Regions from separate parts of the Homo sapiens genome. Here region 2 is linked to region 1. Evidence: chromatin loops called from intact Hi-C (ENCODE). Cell type or tissue: gastrocnemius medialis. All regions are shown on one strand. Each heading gives the region's core, and the rest is flanking DNA. Links, peaks and the distances in the headings are about the cores only.

Region 1 (2,909 bases), core at 244-2,743:
TCCCATGCCTTCCAGGTACCAGGAAATCACCATTATAAATAGCTTTTATTTATTAGACACTTAACGATGTGCCAGGCATCATTCTAAGAGGTTTCCGTGGATTAATTAATCCTCACCATAACCCACGGGGTTGATACTGGTACTGTCCATTTTATAGAGGAGATAATGGAGGTACTGAAAGGTAGGGAATTTGCTCAAAGCAAAGTCATGCAGTTAGCAAGTGTTGGAGCCAGAGTTGGTCCCCAGAATCTAGAGCCCACACCCTGAACCACAATGCAAACTTCACCCTTCCTCTGCCACCTCAAAGCATCTTTCCAAGCATCTGAGAAGGACACCATGGCCACTCCTGCCTCTGCACCTTGGCTTATGCTGTCTCCTGTCTAGAATGCTCTCCCCAACATCTCCACATCCTTAGAAGGCAATCCCAAATGTCACTAACCTCAGGAAGTATTTTCTGACTCCCTACCATCACAATCCACTACTTGCTCTGTATGCTCTGGCATTTTCTTTGGTACATTTGCTATGGCTTAAATGTGTCCCCAAAAGTTCATGGGTTTGGAAACTCGATCCTCGGTGCAGTGGGGTTGGGAGGCAGGGCTTAGTGGGAGGTGTGTGGATCCGGGGGCATCACCCTCATGAATAGATTAGTATTTTCTCAAAAGTGGGTTCTTATAAAAGGATGACTTTGGCCCCTTTGCACACTTGTGCTTGCTCTCTTTCTTTCCTCTCTCCCTCTCTTTGCCCTCTGTCATGGGACAGTGCAACAAGAAGGCTCTCACCAGATGTCAGCCACTTGATCTTGGGTTTCTCAGCATCCAGAACCATGGGCCAATACATTTCCTGTTCATTATAAAGGACTCAGTCTCAGGTATTCTGTTACAGCGACACAAAATGGACTAAGACAACATCTGTTCCAGAATCCTGCCAATTCATAATCATTACACCTGCCTCAGAGACTGTGAACAATTTGAAAGGAGGGACCAGGGAAATTCATCTATGAATCCCACTGTGGAATACGTACTTATCAATCAAATTCTCACTAACATGTAAATGGATGATAGTGAATCATCTGTTACCTTTATCATGGGATATTTTATTTTAGAGACAAAGTCCTAAGCCAGGAATTCAAGTTACCATGACAACATTTTCAGAATTAACAAGCAGGAAGAACATTTATTTTCCGTATTGGAGTGGGTTTGCTTTACCCCTGAAAGCCATGTGGGGAACCTGCCTACTCATTAAGCTGAATGCATCAACAGCTTGAGTGCTTCCAAAGGAAAGGGACTAGGTCATCTTCTTCTTCTGTATCCCCACCCCTGCCACCTTCCACTAAGTACCCAGAACCCAGGAGAAGAAAAGGGCTAATACTGACAGAAAATGAGCTAAACTGAGATTCCTGGTGAACTGCCCAGAAGATGAAATCCTTTTCTTTTACAGCAACCGTGGCTGCAATCTCCTTGGCTGGCATAGGGCAGAAGTAGGTTATCACAGCATGCCACCTGCCTGTGGGGCCCAGCCAGAAATGTCATTCAGTCCTTGCCAGCTCATCTCAGGGCCAGAGCTGGGTGAGCTATTGTGTATAGAGAGGACTCTTCCAAGTGCTCCCCCAGCTCTAATTAGAATATTGCAAGGGGGTTTATTTTTAAGAAACACGAGCACTAGGATGATGATTCAGCCGGGTCTGCACTTGCCCAGAACCTCTCATCGGATCCAGGGTTATTATTTTAGACTAATATATTTCTCCAACCCCACCTCCCTGCCATCCTCCTCCAAACAAGGCAAAGAAATGAAAGAATTTTCTTTTTTCAAGGTTCTCCGGCAACATTTTGTTTTAGGGGAAAAAGAGTAGAAAACTTTACTTTGACTCACTTTGCAGGAGAAAGGATATCCACATGCACAGACAGTCCCAGCCTCACCTGTTGTGACGTAAATGGACTCAGAGTGAACTAGGGTGAAAGCTTGATGGCCTGGCCCCAAGGCTACACTTAACCCCAATGACAGGTCTGCATTCCCGGAGCCAGCTGGACGGAGGGTGCTCAAAGCAGGAGGTAGGCTAGGGAGAACAGGGTGGTGGTTCCACAGAGAAGTTATTCTGTCAAAAATCCTACTACTCTCTGCCACTGCTATCTCAACTTTGACAGCTGCACACCAAGTCCTTCACACTCTGAGGCAGCCTCAGTGCAGAGGAGGAGCTCGGCCTGACCAGATGGTGCCATCTGTGCAGCCACAAGAAGCCTCAGAACCAGAAAGTGATGGAGTGGAGACATGACCACATCCCAAGGCTGAACATGCATAGGGGTGTATCTGGGAGAGATGAGGTTTAAGAAAAGAAACAGGACGAGGAGAGGAAGTTCACAGGGTTCCCTCAACCACCCAGTCTCTCTTCCGCACCTCTGACTGAGGGCCATGTCTGGGTACGTGTGCCGGCAGGTGCTCACCCTCACACAGAAACACAAAGGCCAGACTGGCGGTACAGCCTGCAGGCTCGGGAGTCCAGGAAGGGAAGTGTGGGAAAAGTGCCACTGTAAACGTTAGACTCTTAATCCCGGATGTTAAGAATGTGGAAGAGATTAAACCAGGGGTGCTCTTGGCCCAGCATTTACAAGTTTAAGCAAAGACCCCAGGGCCACCCTTCTTGTGGAGTCTGGCCAGAATCAGGTCAGACCAGGCCCCGATTTAGGATTCACGGCCGGTCTGGGTAGGCCGCAGAGGCAGAGCATGGCCTCAGCTGGACGGACACAGGGAAAGGGAAGCTTCATTCACACCTGTCACCTTCATTCCAGGCCAGTCCGCTCCTCCCTCACATTCCTTGCTTCCCCTGATGGAAAGCACCGGTGCTGGCAGCTGCCAGGGCAGACAGCTGATGTTGCTATGTAAACAGAGGCCTCAGCCAAGACGGATTCGGCCCA
Region 2 (2,909 bases), core at 119-2,618, 58 kb after region 1:
CTGGGCATGGTGGCGCACACCTGTAGTCCCAGCTACTCAGGAGGCTGAGACACGAGAATCACTTGAGCCTGGGAAGTGGAGGTTGTAGTGAGCCGAGATCATGCCACTGCACTCCAGCCTGGGTGACAGAGTGAGACCCTGTCTCAAAAAAAAAAAAAAAAAAAAAAAAAAAAAAGAGATGCAGCCTCTAGTCAGCGTCAACCAATCGCTGGCCAAGTGCCTCATGTTCTCAGAGCTACACTTTTTCAAGACATCTGGATCTTTTTAGGAAGTATTTAGGTTTTTCAACTGTTAGCAAGAAATTCCATCACAAAACAGTGTACAAGCCAATGAAGACACATCTATGGGACATCTCAGTGTGCAGTGGCCACTTTGTCCTTTCTGGGCTAGATTATTTTTCTATACACCTTTCTCTTCCTGCCTCTTCCCTCAGCCATCATTCTCTGCTTTCAGTATCGTCCTTCCTTCCTTCCTTCCTTCCTCCTTCCTTCCTTCTTTCCTTCCTCCTTCCTTCCTTCCTTTTCTTTCTCTTTCTTTCTCTTTCTCTCTCTTTCTCTCTTTCTTTCTCTTTCTTTCTTTCTCTTTCTTTCTGTCTCTCTCTTTCTCCCTTCCTTTCTTTCTCTTTCTTTCTTTCTTTCTTTCTTTCTTTCTTTCTTTCTTTCTTTCATTTCCTTTCTTTCTTTCTTTCTTTCATTTCCTTTCTTTCTTTCTTTCATGGAGGCTCACTCTGCTGCCCAGGCTGGAGTGCACTGGTGTGATCTCGGCTCTCTGCAGCCTCCGCCTCCCAGGTTCAGGTGATTCTCCTGCCTCAGCCTTCCAAGTAGCTGAGATTACAGGTGCCCCCCACCACGCCCAGCTGATTTTTGCATTTTTAATAGACATGGGGTTTCACCATGTTGGCCAGACTGGTCTTGAACCCCTGACCTCAGGTGATCCGCCTGCCTCGGCCTCCCAAAGTGCTGGGAGTACAGCCGTGAGCCACCATGCCCAGCCATGATTGGCAAAGTTCTAAAAGGCAGCAGGGGATGTTCTACTCAGCCCAAGGGAATGGCTGGGAGGTGAAGAAATTGTCAGGAAACCGTGAGAGCAGCAGTGATCTCAGCCCTGGAAGATAGGCACAAAACAGCCTCCTCCTCTGCTCCTGAGGGATTGGGAGGCATAATCAGTAAGAGTGTTTGTAATAACACACTCAAAGTCCTACTCACTGCTTAACAGCTGCGTGCAGAAATTCCAGTGGCTCCATTTTTAGTTGGGGCTAATGAGGGTTAAAAACTCTCCAGGCTGCCCAAAATACCCTCAGCAAGGCTCCCCAAGAGGGGTTTTATTTACCACACTGCTGATTAAGGAACAGTTTATCTACTCTGGATCATCTTTCACCAAAGCCTTTATCAGTGTGTTGTTTTGGCTGCTGATGGTTTGTTTTATTTTTTAAATAAATGAGAACAGATTATTTGTGTTCCAAGGCCATGACTCAAGTTAGCTGTTTGCCAGCTGTGAGGGAGACAGAGCCGGATCCTCTGGGGCCAGCCCTCCCTTTGCAGAGCTGGAGGGAAGTCACAAGGATGAAGGAGTGAAAAATGAGGAGTCAAAAATTCACTTATTTCCAGGTCTTGCTGGGGAGCAGCTCAGTGGGGCAGTGATGATCTGGGGAGGACTAGCCCAAAGAAGAATGAACGGGCTAGAGGCCAGGTGGAGGAAGGAAGGCCAGAAACAAAGTGGCAAGGGACAAAGAGGTAGAGCAGAGGGAGGCATCCAAGGAGGTGCATCATCGGAGACTTCTCCAAGAAACGGAATACATCAATGCACAGGATTTTATTTTATTTTTCAGATGGAGTCTCGCTCTCTCACCAAGCTGGAGTGCAGTTGCACGATCTTGACTCACTGCAACCTCTGCCTCCTGGGTTCAAGCGATTCTCCTGCCTCAGCCTCCCGAGTAGCTGGGACTACAGACACGTGCCACCACGCCCAGCTAATTTTTGTATTTTTAGTAGAGACGGGGTTTCACCATGTTGGCCAGGATGGTCTCGGTCTCTTGACCTCATGATCCACCCACCTTGGCCTCCCAAAGTGCTGGGATTACAGGCTTGAGCCACCGCCCCCAGCTATGCACAGGATTTTAAAGGGAGGACAGAACTGAGCAGAGGGGAGGACCTCAGTGAAGCTGCACTTTCTGCTGGATTCAAACTAAATCTACTCTGGGCAGATCAAGGAAAAGCTTGAAGGATGTGACTTAAGGAAGAACTTTCTACTGAAAGAGCCAGGAGACCCTAAAATGCATTTTCTGAACAGATAATGGAGATGCCTTTTGGGTAGAGAGCAGCACTCACTGGATTTGGGGTCAGCCCTGTCAATAACCCATGGAGAATCCTGGGCATGCCCCTCCCCTCTCTGAAGTTGGGTCCATAAAAGGAGGGGACTGAAAGACATCCCTTCTTCTAAAGCTTGGCCGCACATTAGCATCACCTGGGAGCTGCTAAAAATCCCCATGCTTAGGCTGCAACCTAGACAGTTTCTATCAGAATCTTTAGGAGTGGGGTCCACAGCTGGAATACTGTACATGATCAAGTCTGAGACTTGCAGAGCTAGATGGTATCTAAAGGTCTCCATCAGCCCTGACATTCATTAAGTTTTTTTTTTTCTTTTTTTGAGACGGAGTTTCACTCATGTCGCCCAGACTGGAATAAAGTGGTGTGATCTCAGCTCACTGCAACCTCTGCCTCCTGGATTCAAGCAATTCTCCTGCCTCAGCCTCCCACATAGCTGGAATTACAGGCACCCACCACCATGCCCAGCTAATTTTTGTATTTTTAGTAGAGATGGGGTTTCACCAGGCTGGTCTCAAACTCCTGACCTTAGGTGATCCACCTGCCCCGGCTTCCCATAGTGCTGGGATTAGAGGCGTGAGCCAC

What was found. Hi-C counts contacts between places; a loop is a spot of excess contacts. Peaks named below come from ENCODE experiments on the same cell type or tissue, not always from the same donor. Only the 100,000 strongest peaks of a DNase experiment are listed, where the experiment ranks them.
Region 2: it touches region 1 in a loop (2.2-fold over the local background); 11 of 110 quality-filtered maps call a loop at or near these places.

What each region holds. Positions count from the first base shown.
Region 1 is chr1:212,981,229-212,984,137 of GRCh38, reverse strand. All of the region lies in intron 7 of VASH2 (vasohibin 2), which reads right to left. Among named protein-coding and RNA genes, the nearest start is that of VASH2, 32 kb to the right of the region's middle. RefSeq lists enhancers at 2,147-2,296, 2,407-2,626. In gastrocnemius medialis, for the core only: no CTCF peak of the experiment used is centred there; DNase peaks (open chromatin) are centred at 1,537 and 1,957; H3K27ac peaks cover 376 bases.
Region 2 is chr1:212,923,480-212,926,388 of GRCh38, reverse strand. No RefSeq gene overlaps it. Among named protein-coding and RNA genes, the nearest start is that of VASH2, 26 kb to the left of the region's middle. In gastrocnemius medialis, for the core only: no CTCF peak of the experiment used is centred there; a DNase peak (open chromatin) is centred at 1,515; H3K27ac peaks cover 695 bases.